Regions from separate parts of the Mus musculus genome. Here regions 2, 3, 4 and 5 are each linked to region 1. Evidence: chromatin loops called from intact Hi-C (ENCODE). Cell type or tissue: heart. All regions are shown on one strand.

The links. Peaks named below come from ENCODE experiments on the same cell type or tissue, not always from the same donor. Only the 100,000 strongest peaks of a DNase experiment are listed, where the experiment ranks them.
Region 2: it touches region 1 in a loop (2.4-fold over the local background); 9 of 42 quality-filtered maps call a loop at or near these places.
Region 3: a loop joins it to region 1, with 7 times the contacts of the local background. A loop is called at or near these places in 15 of 42 quality-filtered maps.
Region 4: it touches region 1 in a loop (3-fold over the local background); 9 of 42 quality-filtered maps call a loop at or near these places.
Region 5: it touches region 1 in a loop (8-fold over the local background); 13 of 42 quality-filtered maps call a loop at or near these places.

The regions. Positions count from the first base shown.
Region 1 is chr8:123,788,656-123,792,655 of GRCm38, reverse strand. It overlaps Gm36188 (a long non-coding RNA gene), which reads left to right and starts at 1,576. Exons shown (of 3, transcript XR_003947606.1): 1 at 1,576-2,657. In heart, a CTCF peak has its summit at 2,433 (motif pointing left); no DNase peak of the experiment used is centred here; H3K27me3 peaks cover 1,974 bases.
Region 2 is chr8:124,348,225-124,352,224 of GRCm38, reverse strand. No RefSeq gene overlaps it. Among named protein-coding and RNA genes, the nearest start is that of Pgbd5, 84 kb to the left of the region's middle. In heart, CTCF peaks have their summits at 369 (motif pointing right) and 2,272 (motif pointing right); a DNase peak (open chromatin) is centred at 2,314; H3K27me3 peaks cover 223 bases.
Region 3 is chr8:123,906,821-123,910,820 of GRCm38, reverse strand. It overlaps Nup133 (nucleoporin 133), which reads left to right. Exons shown (of 26, transcript NM_172288.2): 21 at 802-937; 22 at 2,947-3,065. Among named protein-coding and RNA genes, the nearest start is that of Gm29773, 14 kb to the right of the region's middle. In heart, a CTCF peak has its summit at 1,768 (motif pointing right); no DNase peak of the experiment used is centred here.
Region 4 is chr8:124,366,752-124,370,751 of GRCm38, reverse strand. It overlaps Pgbd5 (piggyBac transposable element derived 5), which reads left to right. Exons shown (of 7, transcript NM_171824.2): 7 at 66-1,703. The coding sequence ends at 261. Among named protein-coding and RNA genes, the nearest start is that of Pgbd5, 65 kb to the left of the region's middle. In heart, a CTCF peak has its summit at 2,334 (motif pointing right); no DNase peak of the experiment used is centred here.
Region 5 is chr8:123,922,742-123,926,741 of GRCm38, reverse strand. All of the region lies in intron 12 of Nup133 (nucleoporin 133), which reads left to right. Among named protein-coding and RNA genes, the nearest start is that of Nup133, 25 kb to the left of the region's middle. In heart, a CTCF peak has its summit at 1,823 (motif pointing left); a DNase peak (open chromatin) is centred at 1,791.

The DNA.
Region 1 (4,000 bases):
GAATGTTTGAGCCACTACTTATCTGCATCATAAGTTTCTGCACTGACCACCCTATGATCATCTATACTGCTTTTCTGTAAGCATCCTTTTCTTGGTTTATACATGGTGCAATGCCTTTTGCTTTGCTTTGCTTTGCTTTGCTTTGCTTTGCTTTGCTTTGGTGGCACTAGGACTGAGCATGTTAAGGGAGTACTTTGCCACTGTGATGTATCACCAGCCCCTGCTACTTTGTTTCCTTTAGATAGTTTTGTTTGCTATGTAGCCCAGGTTTGTTTAAAATCACCCAAGTACTACGATTGCAGGCATGACCCACCATCCCTGACAGGGAGGGCATTTGGAAGAAAGGCCTCTCGTGTATTTCTAGGCAAACTCAAGGCCAATAGCGGAAGCATGTTACACAGCAAGCCAAGTATCCGATGGTCTCTGCAGGCTCCTAGCTAGGCTGCTAGGTCATAACACCCATGTCCCCCACGACAGGGCAACCGATGGGTGGTTCTGAGCAGCTGGTCATCTCTGTGGAACCCTGGCCTCTTTCGGGTCCAGGTCTAGCATCCCAGGGGGCCCAGGGAGTGATTCTGCTCCTGGGGCTACTGATTTACAGCCTGTTATGGAGAACAGAGTGGAGAGGCGGGGGCTGATGCGTGCCAGTCATGCAGATCGCTGTGTGTCTGGGCAGTGAGGACATCTTCTGAGACCCTCCTGGGCGAGTCCTTCAGAAGAAAGCATGGTTAGAAATGTACACATACTAACTAACACTCAAGCTACAGTATCAGTTTTGTGTTGGCAGCTTCCTTCCAATGGAAGGGATTCCTTTCCCGGTATTCCTCTTTTGCTCAGAGCGGCTGCAGGACACAGGCCTCGAAGGCTCTCCAGAAGGTGGGGAGGACTATGCACTGTCCAGAATCCTCCCTTCTGTGCTCCCTGTGGTCCCCAGGGTGGGCGTTGGCTGGGAGCTCTCCTCAACATCCCCTTGAACACTGCAATCGCTGGTCTCCTTACTGTTGAACATCTTCCCATTCCCTTCCCCTCTGCGGGCCTCTCTCCTGCAGGACAGTTCTGTCCTGTTCTGTCAAGTGTTTGTAGCCACTGACCCCAGATGCAAGCGCTGAGGCTGGAGACTTGTCTTTGTTCTTCTTACTTTTCCCTCCGCGAGCGCCTTCTCCAGACCCGGGTACAGTTTAGGTCCCAAGCAAATATTTTCAGAACAAATGAACTAGAACCAGAGTGTGCTGTCTGTCACAGCCCTAAACAGGCAGAAAGGGCAGAAAGGGAGCTGCGGAGCTGTGCGAGCCTCGACGAAGGCCCAGCCCAGGAGCTTGTTTAGAGCCAGCCAAGCATTAAATCTCAAGACAGATTCCCACTGAGGTAGTCAAGAGGCCTGTCTGAGCCTTTATCTCCTGTGTGTGTGTGTGTGTGTGTGTGTGTGCCTCTCTTTCTGGGTATGCCTCTCTCTGTGTGTGCCTCTCTCTCTCTTTCTCTCTTTCTGTGTGTGCCTCTTTCTCTGTGCCTCTGTGTGTGCGCCTCTCTCTTTTGTGTGTGTGTATGTGGGTGTATGCCTCTCTTTTGTGTGTCTCTGTGTGTGTATGCCTCTTTCTCTCTGTGTACCCCCAAAGCCCCCGGTGTCTCTTCCCCCACCCCTGCTAGAGGACCGAGAGGATGAATGTTTCCCCCAGGAAAGGAGGAACTGTTGTTCACCATTGAGTGTAAGATAACCGGAAGTTGGTTTGCAGAAGGCTTTAGGACTTAGAGGTTCCATGAAGCCTGCTGTACAGTGACGTTAGAAGAAAGCTGGAGGGACTAGGAAGAAGACTAGTGATAGGACCATCAGGGAAGTGGCCACTTCCAATGTCCTTCCTGAAGCCTTAAAATGTCCCCTCTCCCCTCAGGGATGAGGCTGGGTTTCCAACTTCAGACTGGTCATCTGTTGTAAGCCATTGCCGGATGGACACCCCATTCTCTGGATGCTCAAAGCTTCTGGGGAGCTCCAGCTCCTCCATTATCCACCCTCATGTTCTGGAGAGATCTGGAGCCCGGCTGTCTCCCAGGGCCGTGACACACGAGACCAGTGAGGTTGTTTCGTTTTGGGTTTTTTTTTGTTTTTGTTTTTTTTTTGAGACAGGGTTTCTGTGTGTAGTCCTGATTGTCCTGAAATTCAATCTGTACACCAGATGGCCTTGAACTCAGAAATTCACTTACCTCTGCCTCCCAAGTGCTGGGATTAAAATTGTGTGATATTACCGCCCAAGAGACCAGGGAGTTTTAAAGCTGCTTAGAACCTGTGACTGAGATGCTAGGACGTCCTCTCTCTCTCTCTGCCTTGTCATGCCTGAAGACCCTTGTTTTAGAAACAGTTGAACCTTCATGCAAAGGAAACACAATAAAGTTAGTTGGAGATCATTTTTGGTCCTCTGGCGCCTCCTGGTGGCCTGTGCACCCAGAGTCTCTCGCTTCTGGCAGAGCCAGAGAGCCAAGGTAGCCTGAGAAGGAGTGGCCATCTCTGCCGATGGAGGATGCTGTTTATAGAAGTGTTGTGGGTTGAACTGTGTTCCTAAAGGATGTGACTTATCTGGAGAAAAGGTTCTTTGCAGGTGCTATTATGAAAGAGAAGACCTGGGCTGGAGTGATGACTCAGCAGTTAAGCTCATTTGCTGTTCTGGGTGAGTACCTGGGGTTCCTTTCCAACACCTACATGGCAGCTCACAACCATCTGGAACTCCAGCTTCTGGCTTCTGCTGGCCACCAGGCATGCATATGGTGTGTATACATACGTACATACATACATACATACATACAGGCAAAGCACTCATACACAAAGAACAGGAAGATATGACACGGGCTGTTGAGGTAGCCCATCCTTACTGGGGAATGAACTTGGCAGCAAACCTGGCAACCTGAATTCAGTCCCTGGAAGGACGGACGTTCCTGTCTCCTGCCCCGTGTCCTCTGTCCTCCATATGCAGCACATGTGTGGACGTGCGAACACACTCTCTTGTACACACTGGAAAGAGAGAGGAAGAATGGCCCTGGGGCAGCCCCTTAATCCAATGTTCCTCGTGTCTGACGAAAAGGAGAGACCTACAGAGGGAGGAACATCTTGACAGCAGGTCAGAGCTTGGAGCATCTATAAACAAAAAGGTGTGAGGATTACCAGTAGCCCCAGGAGGGCCTACGTCAGTTCCAGTTGGGCCTTCACATCATGGCGGATTTCTAGCCTCCCGAGCTATGAACGACACAGTACTGCTAAAGCTTCCTTGAAGCCTAGCAAGTGACAGAGAGAGCTAGAGACAGAGATAGACATGGAGAGAGAGACACAGAGAGACTGGACTGGGCTCCTTGTTCTATTTAAACAAACAAACAAACAAAACTCCCAGAACTCTGCTAACACAGGTAGCTTTTACTTTAAGTAAATGTATCCCAAACGTCACAGCAGAAACATGATCTGAAATAAATTTTCTCTTTCTGGGCCCTGGCTGTCGCTCCCTTAATAGAATGCCTCCCTCCTGTGTACAAAGCTATGGGTCCCATCCCACGTAAATGAAGTGGCACACACATATCACAGTCCTTGGGAGGAGGCAGAGGCAGGATTTGAGGCCAGGAAAATATATGCTTCGTGCAATGCAAGCTCCACGGTTTGATTTAGACCAGCAGTGGCATGAGTTCTGTACAATTCCAGACCTTGAGGGTCACAGAGTCCTTGTGGCAATTACTCACTTCTGTCACGGGAACACGGAAGTGACACACATAGACTTTTAAAAAAGCTTTCTGTGTTCAAAAGCGGGAAACAGGCGACTCACCCCTGCTTTTAAAGAGTCACATCTGAAGCACAAGGCTTTAAAAATCCACCCCCATGCTCCCACACCTGCCCTCCCTCCTTCCCTCCCTCCACCCCCTCCCCCTCCTGAAGGCATTCTGCGGAACAAGGATGCCTGCAGCGAAAGTCTTAGCCCTTGCTCGTTTGAAAACCTTATTTCTCTCTCAGCTTTGACAGGTGTTATTTGTT
Region 2 (4,000 bases), 560 kb before region 1:
TTCTCAAGAGACCTTGTGAAAAGAAACAGCTTCAAGGCTGAGTGCCTTAAACAGGACCAATAGAGGACCCTGTAAAATAGTCAGCCCAGGGCTGGAGAAATGGCTGCTCTTCCAGAGGACCCAGCTTCAGCTCCCAGCACCTATCTCCATGGCGGCTCACAACCATCTGTAACTCCAGTTCCAGGGATTCAACTCGGTGTTTTGGCCTCTGTACCAGGCACATGAGATACACAGACATAGATGCAGGTAAAGCGCCCATACTCCTAAATAGAAACATTCCCAAGTCAGAGGCCCTGTCTCTGTGGCTTGGACTTCGCTCTTTCCTGGATGTTCAATTCTTTGTCCATCCCAGAGAATGAGCTCAGCGAGCCCCTAGATGGCCACTAGGGGCCAGGACACCAGCATCCTCCTCCCTCCCTCTGGCTCAGAGCTCAGGTCTGGGCCCTCAGCTGTCCTTCCACAGGAGTAATGTCAAAGTGGTACTTTTAGAGCAAAGATTTCCTGGGGCAGATGCACCCTGAAGGAAAAGAGACCTTGAAGTTAGGTGGCCTGCTGGGGTTCGTTTACTAATCCTGAGTCCCAGCCTTCCTACCATGGGTACTAAGATCTGGTCATATGTCTCAGTGGTATAGGCTTTTGAGGGCAGGTTTAGTCCTCTGTCTGTCTGTCTGTCTGTCTGTCTGTCTGTCTCTGTGTGTCTCTGTCTCTCTCTGCCTCTCTCTGCCTCTGTCTCTCTCTGCCTCTGTGTGTCTCTCTCTGTCTCTGCCTCTGTCTGTCTCTCTCTGTCTTGGTCTCTTTCTCGTTGTCGTCGTTGTTGATCTAGTGATGTGCTCAAAGCTAGGTTGCTTTGTAAAGTTTGATTCCACTCACTGTCCCCAATGTCAGAGCCCAGGTGCTCCAGCTGGTGATGGTTTGTGGCTGGCAGCATCCTGAGGTGGCTCAGCCATCTCATGGAGACAAGGGATGGCCCCATAGCCAGTCCTTTTTAAAAAGCCACCAGGACTGTCAGGTGCACCACCCTGATGACTTTGCCTATTCAGATCCCCCTTCCAGAGCCCTGACTGGGTGACAGTCGGACTAAAGTCCTGTCCCCTTGAAGCCTCCCAGTGGGCACTGAATTTCAACACATAGTTAGGCATGGTGGAATATACCTGTCATCCCTGTGTGTGTGTGTGTGTGTGCGCGTGTGCGTGTGCGTGCGTTCATGTGCACGCATGTGTGCATGTGTGAGTACACGGTGAAAGGAACTTTATTGTGAGTCTGAGGACAGCCTGGACTATGCAGGTCAGAAGTAAGATCCTCCAAACAGAAGCTGAGCATGTAGAGGGTTGGGGTCCGGTGGGGGTGGGATTGGGGTGGGGCTGGGGGGCACAAACCACATTCAAGGCACAGCTGGGGCTCATGGGAACACATGGCTGTGGCTGCCTTGAGAGAGAAGGGCACCTGAAGCAAGCAGACTACAACTATCATTAAATCAAACCACGGAGGAACACCAAATCCCAGACCCCGAGGTGTAAGAAGAACACTCATCAGCACAGAGGAGAAAACCAGACCTCTCACTTGCCCAGAGCACTAACAGTAAAAGCCAAGGCTTGGGGCACATGGGCTGTCACTCACTGTCACTGGGTCCGAGGTACTGTGGCAGGTCAGGAGGGAGGTGTTACTTCACAAGCTGAGTGCCTTTGTTCCTGGAGCAAACCTTATGTGACCCTGGCAAATATGGGCCAGCACCTCTGAGCTGCCCCACAGGGATGCTCCTGAGCTCAACGTGTTCGAGACAGTTCTGCGGGGCAAGGGGCTGCTGAGACTGCGCCCGTTAGCTCTCTAGACAGTGAGTAGGTGTTTGACCCAAGAAGCCCACGGTAACCTTGGTGTCTGTACCAGGTGCTAATAGGACAGTGCGGTCTCTGCAATCCGGTCTGATTCTGAGCGGGCTCAGGGAAGCTGGTATGTGGTGGGGAATTCCTTTATGATCCCATGCAGCCAAGCACAATATCTGAAGATCTTGAGAAGGAGTCACTGAGGCCTCTAAGGACATTAGAGTATAGGGTACCTAAGAATCCAAGGCTATTGCCCTGGAATGGGTGGACTGAACTGGGCCTGGGAGAGGGGCAGGTTTAGGTGCTGTGTCTAACCTCAAAAGTGTCAGGGTAACAACACAGCAACAGATCTGACAGCCTGATCTTACCTGGATCCCATGATCTTCTAAACCTAGGTTTTTTTGCCTTTCTTTCCTGGGAAATGTCCCTACCTCTGGGTGAGGCTGTTCCCGGTCTGGCCAGCAGAGGGCAGCAGAACCTCAAATTAGCACAAAACAGACCAAATAGTGTTGTGGACTGGGGAGTGTGGGCAGCTGGAATTATAGAAGACACAGCCCCACGTGAGACCAGCAACAACACGGTCACTGGGACTAACTGGGTGACCTGGCGGGGATGGGAAAGGAAAGGAGCTGCAGAGCCCCACAGTCCTTCACCTGGTCACCGTGTCTAGGTTTGTGAGGCACTGGGACACTTGAGGGGTCCGTGATGCTACAACCGTATTTTCCAGTAGAGGATAAGCTCACAGTGTGCCGAAGGACAACTGAATCTTAGAGACGGGGAGAGGTGGTAGGTTGTCATGCCGCCCTCCCCCCCCACCCCACCCCCGATCTGATGGGAGCCTACAGTGGAGAAGAGTAGCAAGTGTAACCTTGGGACTGGACAAGCTGAGCCACCATCACAGGGACACTGGATGAGGCCAAGGACCTCACCTGGACCTGGGCTGTGCACAGCCCAAATCTCAGCCCTCCAGTTTACAGCGGAGATTGGCAATGACGCAGGCTAGTGGCTCAGCTATGAGAAGGAGGAGGTCAGGTCTAGTCACACCCAAAGCCCACCATTTTCCCTAGCACCTTATTACGTCCCAAGCCAGACAACTTGGCTCTCTTGAAAAACTCTATCTAGCCCCACAGTTCTTCCTGCCATGGAGAAATGGCTTAGCATCCATGACTGACTTACAGGAATTCAGCCGAGCAGGTAAGGGGCTGTGCCTCCTGACTCCTGGACAGCCCCACCTCTACTCCCACCAGGGCACTGAAGGTCCCCGAGAGGCAGATGAGAATAGCTACAGTCTGCAAGGTTGTCCAATTTGCTGAAGAGCATATTCAATGTCTCCAGTGGGAAGTTCATGAGTTCACAGTCCTGTCTTTGCTCCTTGGAGGACCACTAGGTGTAACACAGGGTCACAATGCCCTCCTCACTCACCTCTCCCACAATGCCCCTCTTGCAAGTGAGCACAGGGTTCCCATTTTGGACTGGCCTAAGGGGCGGATCTAGTGTGCAAGGGGTGGGTCTAGTGAGCAAGGAGTAGTTTAGTGTGCAAGGGGTGGTTCTAGTTTACAAGGAGTTGTTTAGTGTGCAAGGAGCAGGTCTAGGGTGCAAGGGGCAGGTCTAGTGTCAAAGGGTGGTTCTAGTGTGTAAGGGGTGGCTCTAATATGCAAGGGGCAGGTCTAGTGTACAAGGGGCAGTATAGAGTACAAGGGGTGTGCCTAGTGTGCAAGGGGTGGGTCTAGTTTACAAAGAGTGGTTTAGTGTGCATGGGGCAGGTCTAGTGTGCAAGGGGTGATTCTAGTGTACAAGGGGCGGGTCTAGTGTGCAAGGAGTGGGTCTGGTGTGCAAGCCCAAACTGACTGAGGTTTCTTTAGGTCCTCGCTCTCCCCTCAGAATCCCCAAGCCTTCTCTGATGCTCTCCAGCTCTTGAGAACTGCCATGTGCTAGCTGCTACAAGGGGGCTGCTTGCCCTGGTCTCTCCTGGAGGACTGCCATCTTCTCACCACCTCTTGTCACACAGAGCACAACACTGAGCCCTCCCCTTGCCCCAGGACAGGCTCAGTCTCAGAGCTGGTGCCTCATGTGACCTATACAAGTCACCCAGGTTCATGGCTGGCTTGCTAGAGCTTGCCCAGTGCCAAATAGGGAAACACTTTATGGGTTGTGAAAATTAGAGGCAAAGTATTCTCCAG
Region 3 (4,000 bases), 120 kb before region 1:
CACCAGCATGCCTCCTGTTCTCTTTCATCATTGGAGAGAGATATTTTATTATATAAAATCATTAGTTTTTTCTTGCTAATGACTTCTAATAAAAATTCAAATCATGGGGTCTGTGGAGATGACTCAGTCAGTAAAGTGCTTGCTGTACAAACAGAAGGGTCTTAGTTATCCTGAGAACCCTTGTAAAAAGCCAGACCCACAGTGCACACACAAGGTTTCAGTACTGAAAAGGCAGAGATAGGTAGATCCCCAGCTCACTGGGCAGCCAGCCTGTGTCCATGAGCACTAAGTTTGGTGAGAGATCCTGTCTCATAAAAGAAGCTGGGGGCAGGAGAGATAACTCAGAGGTTGAGAGCACTGACTGCTCTTCCAGAGGTCCTGAGTTCAATTCCCAGCAACCACATGGTGGCTAAATACCAATCTATAATGAGATCTGGTGCCCACTTCTGGCATGCAGGCACAACTCTGTGTACATAATAGATAAATCTTTTAGAAGAAGAAGCTGGAGAGTGACCAATAAAGACACCAGACACCTCTGAGCTGAATGCACACAAACGAGCACATACACAAAACTCACATTAGGCGTAAAATGGTGCATATTAAAGTGTGCTGGTGCCAGGGTGCCGAGTGAGCACACAGTTGGAATGGAGCGCCTGTTTTCTAAGTCTCCCTTCTCATGCTTGCCCTGTCAGCTTGAGAGCTCACGGTGTGTTGCTAGTGCTTTGACATTGATCTCAGCTCGGTTTGTTGCTCACCACTATGTCTTCCTTTCAGACAGCGTCCTTGTTTTGTTTTTCGTAGGCTCATACAACACTGCTAGGTTTGGCAAATATGGAAACTCGTTACTTTGCAAAGAAAAAAACCCTTCTTGGCTTGAGTAAACTGGCAGCTTTAGCTTCAGACATTTCAGAGGACAGGCTGCAAGAGAAGATTGAAGGTAAGGGGTCCGAATGAAAAGGCACGTGAGTCAGTTGCACTGTGTCTGTCTGGAGTCGCTCCATTTCAGTAGGATGCTGCTGCCTGTCTTACTGACTGCCCATACTTTACCATTCAGTCATGAACTTGGAGTCGTTAGCCCATCATTCTGCTGAGTAGGTGGAAACGAGAACATCCTGGGGCTTGCTGGCCCCATTAGTGCCAGTCTGGCCACATGAGTGAGCTCTGGTAAATAAGGTGGAGGTCAATTGAAGAAGGCATCCATGTCAGCCTCTGGCTTCTTTCTACACTTGCAAAAGCTAAGCCATTGAGTTGAGGGTTGATGAAAAGATAATTCTGTGTTTTTCCGTCAGGTACACAGACCTCTCAGCTAAGACAGGCCCATGTTTCACACTTTTGAAGTGCTGTGACATGTTCACGTCGTCAGCTCACATGTCCTTTAGCCAGTGCTTAGCCTGCCCCTGCATCTCTTCACAGGGGAGCAAGACACTGTGCACACGCCAGCCTGCACCCTTCAGTTGTTAGTACTGGGAAGACAGAAGGGTCACCCCCTCAGCCAAACCACTGTGGGGAGGATTTTGGGAAGACCTAGGAAATTTAAACTTTTTTTTTCCTTGAAATAGGGTCTCACTATGAAGCCCAGGCTGCCCCCCCACCAATGCTGTGAATGAACAGATTTAATATTAGATGATGTTGCAATAGGCTTGTTAATTTCTGAAGGCTGGGTAATGCTGTTTGTGATTAAATGCCCTTTTTCACCTGTGTTTTGGTTTTTGTTTGTTTTTTTCTTTAATATTTGTATATGAATATACTGTCACTCTCTTCAGACACACCAGAAGAGGGCACCAGATCCCAGTACAGATGAGATGGTTGTGAGCCACCATGTGGTTGCTGGGAATTGAACTTAGGACCTCTGGAAGTGCAGCCAGTGCTCTTAACCGCTAAGCCATCTCTCCAACCTTGGTTTTGTTTTGTGTTTTTGTTTTGTTTTGTTTTGTTTTTGAGACAAGGTTTTTCTGTGTAGGTCTGGCTATCCTGGAACTCACTCCAGACTAGGCTGGCCTTGAACTCAGAGATCTTCCTGCCTCTGCTTCCCTAGTTCTGGAATTAAACTATGTCCTTATTCTTAGGAATACCTCCTGAAGTTAGAAATTAAATGTCATGAAGCCTGCAGCCTCCCTGTGATAGAAAAGGGGGAGGGGTAGAAATGGAGGAGGAAAGCCAGGCCTGGTGGTTGTGCCTGCCTGTGACCCCTGCACCTTCGAGGCTAAAGCGGAAGAACAGAAGTTTTAAGGCCAATCCTGGCTACATAGGAAACTGAAGGCCAGCCTGGGCTATGTGAGGTCCTGGCTCAAAAAAAAAAAAAGTTGTTTATGAAAACTCCTGTAATCCCACTAGGAGGTAGAACCTGGCAAATCTCAGTCTCAAAAATTAATTTTAGTGTATGAGTAATTTCTGTGGAAAGTTTGAGTTGTGGGGAAGGGGTGGGGTCGATTGGAGGTTTCCACCTGCTGAAGGAACTCCTGTGATTTTGGGTTGGTTCTGCTGGCTGGAAGTCTGTGGAACATTGCTGCTATGGGTGGGCATGCTGTGCTTTAGCCTGTCGGTTGTGACCACTGTGGTGGGCTTAGAGCAGTGCGGAGGACAGGGCTAGGACCCATCCACTGAGTGTTCTTACCTGTTAATGCAAGGGCATGTGGCTTTCTGATATGACTTGGTTTCTGGATAACACTGCCGTACTCTTTCACTGAGCTGCCCTCAGGTGGGACTTGTAGAGGGCACTCACCTCCTGAAGTAGCTTTCTTTCTTGGCAGATACTTTCTGCTGCTGTGGTCTTGGATCAAACAGTAAATCTGTTGTCAGCAATGAAGAATAAGCAGTTAGAGGCATAACATCTGGAGATTTGGGTAGCAGTGACTTGCCTTTAGAGCTGTTTAGAGCTGGTTGGCTTCAATTTGCATTTTAATGATGATGGCAGAAGTGAAATCCCTTTGTGTCCTTGATCACCAGCCATGGCTGAGCAAGAGCGCTTCCTGCTACACCAGGAGACCCTGCCAGAGCAGCTGCTGACCGAGAGACAGCTGAGTCTTAGTGCAATGCCTGTGTTGACCGCACCACAACTCATCAGTGTAAGTGTCATAGATGTCACAGCCGTGTCCTGTGTCCTCACCCAGAACAGCTTGCCTTTGCTAGGTCATACTCCGGAGCTCCCAGCAGCGTCTTCCCTTCTCTCACCTGCCAGAGACATTTCCCCTAGAAAAGATGTTAGGAGCAGGAAGAATTAGCAAGACGCAGCAGAGTAGGATGCATTCTGTGAGGTGACCGCTCCTAGGTGATACTTTGTCGTCTCTCGTTAGCCAGAAGCACAGACTGCAGTACTGCACTGTTTCCTGGCAACAGTGATCCAGCCACGGCCAGAGCACCTCGGATTCATCAGATGAGAAGCTGGTGCTGTGCACTCTGCCTTCCCCCTCCTCTTCCCATTTCTCCCCAGTCTGCTCTGATTGCAGTTAAAGGAAAGCAGACAGTCCAGGACCTGTTAGAGTGTAGAGGCCCTGGTTAGCAACAGCTCCTGAATGGTGCACTCTCCTGAGAGGGCATCTGGTTGAGACATCTAAGATGTAGGCTGTATGTGCCGTTATTTCATGGAAAGTGTGATGCCAGGCTTGCTCAGACACCTTAGACTCTCCAGTTTCTAAGGTGGAGGAGGCAAAGGGATTTTGCAAAACATTATAGATTTAAGCCCCCATGGTAGCAAAAACTAGGAAATTACTAAAGAATTATATATAGTTTTTATAAATGAAATTTGTCTTATGACATAATGCTAGCAGAAGGAGATAGGAAAAACTCATATTGGTAATTTGAATCAAAAAAGTTTTTTATTTTTGTTTTTTTTACATTTGTTTTGTTTTGTTTTTCAAGATTGGGGTTTCTCTGTGCAGTTCTGGCTATCCTCGAACTTACTTTGTAGACAAGGCTGGCCTCGAATTTGGAGACCTACCTGCCTCTGCCTCCTGAGTGCTGAGATTAAGGGTGTGTACCACCACCAATATTAAAAAAAAAG
Region 4 (4,000 bases), 580 kb before region 1:
TAATGAGGGGGGCGCGTAAACCTCAGGGAACAGCTACACAGCGCCGTGCCTCCTCCTCTTCCCAGGTATTTCATCTCTCACAAGCCAAACAAGACGTGGCAGCAAGTGTTCTGGTTCGCCATCAGCATCGCCGTCAACAACGCCTACATCCTGTACAAAATGTCAGACGCCTACCACGTGAAGAAGTACAGCCGGGCACAGTTCGGAGAGAGACTTGTCAGGGAGTTGCTGGGCTTGGAGGACTCATCGCCAGCCCACTGAGACTGCTGGCCCAGGGGTGTCAGGGACAAGGAAGGAGCCTGTCACCTGCCTGCTGGCTGGAGGGCTCATGTGTGGTCAGAAGTCTGCTTTCCACATCACCCCCCACAAAGGGTGGCTCCCCAGAGCCTGATACAGGTGACCTCGGAAGGTACCAGCAGTAGGACCAGTGGACCGTGCTCCGCTTTCCAGAGTGTGAAAGATCATGACGGGCTCAAGTTCAGACCAGGCAAGCTTACAAAATGGACCCCTCGGTGCCACCCCACAGCATCCGGGGCATGGGTTCCTAGCACTCTCCCATGAGATCAGCTTAGATGGCTCCCTTGGAAGAAGAGATGCAGTGTGGTGCCATTAAAACTCAGAGCCAGGGGGGGCAGGGGCGGCTGCAGCTTGCTGACTGTAAACAGGGTGCTCCTGTTCTGTCCTCCACGGGACTGCAGCGAGCAGGGCGAGGAGGGGAGAACAATGCCGGGTTTTTGTTTTTTTTTTTTGTTTTGGTTGGTTGTTTTGTTTTGTTTTGTTTTCAATGTATCTTCAGGTTAATTCCCTACTGTTGCTTAAGGTCTACTGTGAACAGATGTGCCCCCCACTCCCCACTCTCTGACACCACATACCTTCACAGCTCCCTGCATGATCACAGTTCTGTTTCTGGCCTGTGGCAGGTTAGGAAGGGCCGCTGGCTTCCAGGACAGATGTAGCTAGCTATGGCTACCAAGGCCTGGGGAGCCTGCAGACTGAATACTCTGTCACCTTGTCACTGTTGGCAGAATTACCTGTCTTGAGAACTCTATAGCATCATGAAAACAAAATCCTTCACCTCCCTCTGTCTGTGAGAATGGGGTCCCCTAGAAAGTCACAGCAGGATTAGGAGGCCCTGGCTGGGGACTGACCCTGTGGGATCTCCCATAGGCCCAGGTCCTTCCCACCAGAGGTTGACATCTCTCCATGGAGCCTGAGCCTCAAGGTGGGCCCACTGTCCCCACAGATGGGATACAAGGATTTTTCCACACCTTGCAGCCCTTCCTCCTGATCTAATGGCACCTAATGTCCCCAGATGCAGACTGTCCTCGGCAGGGGCTTTGGGGCACTTCCTCATCCTTTCAGTGAGCCGAGGCGTGGCTGGCAGCAGAATGCTCTCCACACCTTGTCACATCTGTGTCCACTCTCTCCACAAGCACCCTCGCCTGCGGTGGGACCCGCAATGCCACAGATCACAGGCCCAACTTCAGTTTGTGTTTAAGATAACCTTTGCTGTACCCTTAATGGGATCAAAAGCACTTTCACCACACGGAGAAATATATTTTCAATTTGTGATGCTTTTCTACAAGGCCCACTCTTCCTGAGTTCAGGTGTTTCCAACGCTTAGGGAGCCTAATGAAGGCCAATGACTTTTTCTTTTCTGTCCAAACAAGAAAAATAAAAAATAAAAGTCTATTTAGATGTCGGCTGTTAGTATGTGATTTTGTTTCAAAGAGTTAGAGAGCTGTTCCCCTTGAACTTGCTTTCCCATGGGTGACCAGGAACGTATGAGCTGAACTGTTCTTAGAATCTTGAAACATTGAACAGTTTATAAAAAGAAACCAGTTAGGATTTGATGTGTGAATATATTTTATATACATATATATACATATATATGTATGTATTCATATATATATATATATATGTATATATATATATATATATATATATATATATATATATATATACACACACATATACACACGTGGGTGAATGTTAGTAGCAGTTCTGAGTGTAGTTGTTCAGGCCCCCCCCCATTATTTTTAGTCTTGGTTACCTGAGGTCAACTGTGATCCAAAAAATACTAAATGGAAAATTACAGAAACAAAGAATCCATAAGTTGTAAGTTTTTATTACAGCACATTGCTACAGTTGTTGTATTTTATCGTTAACTTCTTTCTGTGACTAATTAAACTTTATCCCAAGAGTGTACGTAAAGGAAGAAACATAGCGTGTAATTCTAGCACCCACGGAGGGTCTTGGGGTTCAGAAATATATTCCCTGCTGAAGGGTGGATAGGAACTGTTGAGTCTCCCACAGACTGTAGTGTGCACCTGAGACCAGCAGGTGGCGATGTTCTACAGACTGTCGACTGCTGGAGCCTTCCTAGGTTAGAGGTGCTGTTGGTGGCTCTCTTGCCACCTGTTCTGTAAATAGCGGTGTGGGGGTGGGGTGGGGGGGAATGGTAGCTAGGCAGTGGCGGGAGGGGCACTGCAGCCTGTGAGGCATCTGTAAGTTGAAGAGCTTTTCTTTTTTCATGAAGGTCAGAATGGCATGTGGTATGGGTTTAGAAAGCCTTCCAGACCTAGACCTTGCCTCCACAGCATTGGTAAGATGTCAGGACTCACAGCTTCTCTTGGTCTTCAAGCAGACACTGGCTTTTCAGGAATCAGATAACCCCAGTGACCAGGGAGAGAGGCCCTTATGTCAGCTTCCTGTCACCAAGACAAAGGCTGGTCCCCTAGATTGGAGGACAGTGTTTATTTAGTTCACTCTGCACATTGTACTAGCATTGGCTCTTTCTGCTTTGGGTTAAGGCAGAATTTCTTGACAAGAGGACATGGTATAACAAAGATGTTGACGTCATGACAGGCAGGAAAGAGGGGAGGGAGGAAGGATAGAGCCCAGGCCCAGGATCCCTCTTCAAGGGCATACCCTGTTCCACTAGACACCCTTCCTAAAGGTTCTGCCACCTCCCAGGAGTGCCATAGACAGAGGAAAATGTCTTCAAATCTCAGCCTTGGAGAGGACACTGAAGATGCACAAGACCCAAATCCTTCCTGCATACCCCATAAGCCACCACCTCCGCAGGCCTGGAAGAATACATGGGGCCGGTGGCATGTCCGCATCCCACGGTCAGTGAGGCCTCTCTCCATTTAAGCATGTTCTTTGTTAGCAGGCACAGAAGTGAAAGACCCATGTGTTCCAGACCCTCCCATTTCTTCAAGGCACCTGGCTCTCGAGGCTCGAAGCAGCTCAGGCTCTGAGGTTGTAGTGTGAACTCAGCTCAGATTGTAAAAAGTTATGTATTTGCCACTTTCCTTTCCAGGTTCAGTATTTGCCCGACAAGAGCCTCAAACTGGGACATTGTCTTCTATGGTCATTGGGTCATCTTTGAATACTTAGGTGGGTCATCCTAGGCAGAAACTCCTTGGCTGCTAGCCAGGGAGGCCAACCACCAAGATGGAATAATCTGTATGCAGGCGTCCAGATGGACACTACCCCGACCCAAGGCCCGAAGGGTTCAGATCTCTCATCTACAGCCAGGCCATGGGTGGCGGCTTCCCAGAAGCCAGGTTCAGCACCTGACTGTGTGGGTGCAGGAGTGTGTATGCGGCCATTACCACAAGGGCGGGTGGGCAGCACCATGGGCACTTCCTGTGATGCAGGTGGGATAGATCCCACTTCCTCTGGGCTCATTAAGAGTACAGGTCATGTTCTGTTTGTGTGTGGCCTGCCTGCAATGGGTTAACACAAACAGGTAGTTGACAGGCCCTGGGCAAGGCCCTCTCTTCCTACCCAATGTGTACACAAAAGCTAAGTATAAACACACAGGTTAAAAAAACAAAAAACAAAACAAAACGATTAATAAGGCAGAGAAAATTTAGGGTTTTTTGTTTTGTTTTACTGTAAGTTTCCTTCTAATGTTGCAGAGAGAGAGACAGACAGACAGACAGACCGATAGACATCTGGGTCTAGAGAGGTGGCTTAGCAGTTAAGAACA
Region 5 (4,000 bases), 130 kb before region 1:
GATTTAAAGCTGCCCCTTAATAGCTGACCCCACCCTCCTCTGCTAATGTGGCTGCCTCTTAGCCCATCCCAGTGTGCTTTGATAATATTATTGATCTTGCACCTTGGGCTTAGCTGTGTTTCCATGATCTTTCTCCAGACCCCCTGCCTCATGGCTCCACCCCTCCATTCTCCTGGAGGATCTGAGCCTCCTCTCTCCTTCCTCTGCTTGGTCCACAGCCCGCCCTGTTCTCTGTTCTGCCCAGCCATTGGGTGATCAGCATTTATTGATAAGGTAGAGAACAAATGGTAAGAATTACACAAATTTGAGACCAGAGATTATTGGTATAAGGATTACAATGCCCTGTCCAGATTGAAACAGGATATAGGAGCAGAAAAAAATCAGTATTTGATTAACACAAGGGTAAACTTCACACAATGTACAAAAGTATAAGCTACAGCTTACAGTTGTGTGGGACACAGTTTGCTGATGCTTGCTGTGCACTGGTGGGCACTGAGAGCTAGTGGTGAGAGTGTGCCGTTTCGAGGAAGTCTTTCTGGGTGCTGAGGTTCTAAACAATTATCTGAACCTGACAGCCAGTGAGGCCCCGTGTAGGTCGGGAGCATCGGATCTTAACACGGCCTTCATGGGAAACAATGGCCATTCAAATTGGCAGTCTTGAAGACAGTGGACATGGTCTCCCTTATAAAGTATCAAAGTGGATAAATTGCAGACTGAGTTGTATGGATGTTGCAGAAGCATCTCCTTTGACTTAGGTTTAGTTACCACAGAACCCAGTGTTCTTCAGGCTTGCTCAGATTCTGCAGTTTGGCTGTTGGAGATCAGGTCGGGTGGCAGTTGGGCAAGTCCCAGCTGTGCTCTCGTTGTGCCCAGATTCCGATGTGGCTGTTTCTGGCCTGGACTTCTCACATTTGTAGGGCCTTGGCTGGCAGCTCTTTGCTTCCTGTAGAGTGTGATTGCTGCCTTGACATTTGAGACAGGTAACCAGTTGGGGGCATCTGTTGAGCAGCACCCTTGACTCTCCCACTAGAAGCCTGGTACCACACTGGTCCTTCCCCCTGTTTGTTATAACCACATTATCTCCAAACATTGTCAAATAGTCCTGAGAGTCAAACATAACAGATAAAACTTTCAAGTGTTGTCTATTTTTTAGCTTCATATTATTTGGTTTTCATTTTTCTTTATTCAAAAAATTTTGTAAATACAAGGTGTTTTGTTTATGAGAGTTTGGGGAAGCATCTGTAATTATTGATTAGGTCTTGTACAAGTAGATCCCTATAGCCTGTTGGAAGCCTGGGGCTCCAGCCCCAGTTGTCGACAGCTGGAGATCATTTCAGCTCTTTGGGGCTGACCACGTGTCTTTAGCAGATGAGTCACCTGTGCAAAGAGCCCCTAGAACTTGACCCCACTCTCACGGGCTGGCTGGGCTTGTTTGTGGAGTGCAGGGTTCCTGATGTACTGGAGTATGTTTGGGGCACAGTAGCCTTAGAACTGTGCCGTCTAGGTTTTAGGGCATGCGTGTACAGTGGAACCGCCATGGGCACTGGTTCACATGTCAGTTTCTTATCATCACATTATCTGCCTGTTACGTACTTTCCTTCATAGGCAGGATTGGTTTATGTTTGAATAGACTTGGGAAAATGCCTTGCCTGCCAAGTCTGTCTCTTGCCAGAGCAGCGAGGCTGTAGGTAGCATGGTTGCTGGTTCTGGCAGTTTGAGGAGAGGGGTGAAGGAGCAGTAGTTTGCCTTGCATGTCTTGGTTTGGAAAGATGCCTCTACTGCCACCTGCAGGATGGTGCAGGATGGTGCACGTTCACTTAGGAGACTCTAAGCTTGTCAGTCTAACACTGCCTTGTTTATGGTCTGCTGGTCTCCCTGTCCTGTCCACATGGGGGCACCACCAGATAGTGGAGTGTGTATTTATGGCCTTGTATTGCATGGTTGAGTCTTACTAGAGAGATTTGGGTTATTTCATCTTGCACAGGTTTCTAGTGATGGTCTTGTAGACTGTGCATGAAAGTGCAGCCAGGAACTGTAGCTTTCATTTTGGTTTCTTATGGCTACCAAAACAAATGACCAAGCCAGGCAGTGGTGGTGCACACCTTTAATCCCAGCACTTGGGAGGCAGAGGCAGGTGGATTTCTGAGTTCGAGGACAGCCAGGGCTACATAGAGAAACCCTGTTTTGAGGAAACCAAAAAAGACAAATGACCATAAAGTCTGTGGCTTATGGGGCTCACATTACAGGGTCACAGGGCCACAGTGCCCTGGAGGGTCTGGGAAGTGCGTTCATGCTCTCATCCTCACAACCATGGCCCCTGACAAGCTTGTGAGCTTGTTGATGCTTCTTTTCTGTTTGCCTCTTTCTAGTTCTTTTCTTTCGAGGCAGCGACTTGTGTAGCCTAGGCTAGCCTAGAACTGGAGATCATTCTCCCTCAGCCTTGCACTCCTTGTGCTAGGGTATCAGACTTGTCCCACTGCACTCAGCACGTGACCTTACATCAGCTGTAGGCTGGGTTTTGCCCCCCCCCAAGATCATCCTTATCTTAATTCATCCTTCCCAAATAGAGAGCACCGAGGCTCCAGGTAGACATGAGTGTGGGGTGTTGCTCATCTAATGCAGGCAGTTTGAGGTGTTCCCAGGGAAGGGTTACCAGGTACAGAAAGGGGCCTCAGCCTAAATAGTCTCAGGAAGTGTTTCTGGGTCCAACGCAGCTATACCCTAGACCCATAGCTATACCCAACATAGCTATACCCAAGAGCTTTACTTGTGCATGGCTCAGGACCAGGAGTTTTAAGGAAGTGGACACTTCACAGTAAAAACACCATTCTTCCACTAGAGTTCTGAGTTACTACCAGATCCTCCTAACTTCCCATATTTGACAGTTGGACTAGAGTGGCGCCTGCACACCCTCGGGACCCTGGGGTTGTGTGCAGCCACACACCGCAGTCTGCAGGCTGTGCATGTTTAGATCTCCTTCATGCCTTCTCGGTGTAGGCCATATTTATCTTCTTCTTGGCCTTACTGGTATCTGGGTATTTTCTCATGACTCTGCCCAGGTTAGAAGAGTCCTCTTTTTAGGAGCTCACTGTCCTTCATGCTGTTGCTCTGGAACTTTCCCCCCAAACTTTCCAGGTGCACCGGCTGGTTTTGTGTCAACTTGACACAAGCTGGAGTCATCAGAGAGGAAGGAGTCTCAGTTGAGGAAATGCCTCCATGAGATCCAGCTGTAAGGCATTTTCTCAATTAGTGATCAATGGGGCCAGCCCCTTGTGGGTGGTGCCATCCCTTGGCTGGTGGTCCTGGGTTCTATAAGAGAGCAAGGTGAGCAAGCCAGAGGAAGCAAGCCAGTAAGTAACATCCCTCCATGCCCCTCCATCAGCCACCAAGGTCTTGCCCTGTTCTGAGTTCCTGTCATGATTTCCTTCACTGATAAGCAGCAATGGGGACGTATCCTTTCCTCCCCAGCTTGCTTTTTGGTCATGGTGTTTTATTGCAGCATTAGAAACCCTTGCTCAGACACTAGGTGACCTGTTTTTTACATCTGATGCAGCGTCCTTGGTGACAACAGAGCATGCTCTGTGGATGGCTGATACCCCTTGGCCTCTTCCTCCAGAGAGCTCTCCTTCCCTCTAAAGGGTTTATTTTCCTTCCTGGTGCTTGCTGGTGTGTTAGTTACTTTCCTCATTGTTGTGACCAAATATCTGACAGTTTAAAAAAAGGAAGGACTTTTGTTGTAGCTTAGAGCTGACAGTGGTCATCCCTCATGGGGAAAGGTCAAAGGGAGTGGTCATCACAGGGGATGGTCGTGGGGAGTGCGTTCCATTCCACTTCACTTTTTATTCAGTCTGGCCGATGACTGAGTCTTCCCACCTCAACTTAGAGAACTCCAGAGATTTGTCTTGAAGGTGACTCTAGAGCCTGTGGAGGTAACAGTTCTGTCTGACCTCTATGTCCAAGCACTTCCCTGCAAATATACCATTGCGTGGTTAGTGGTCTG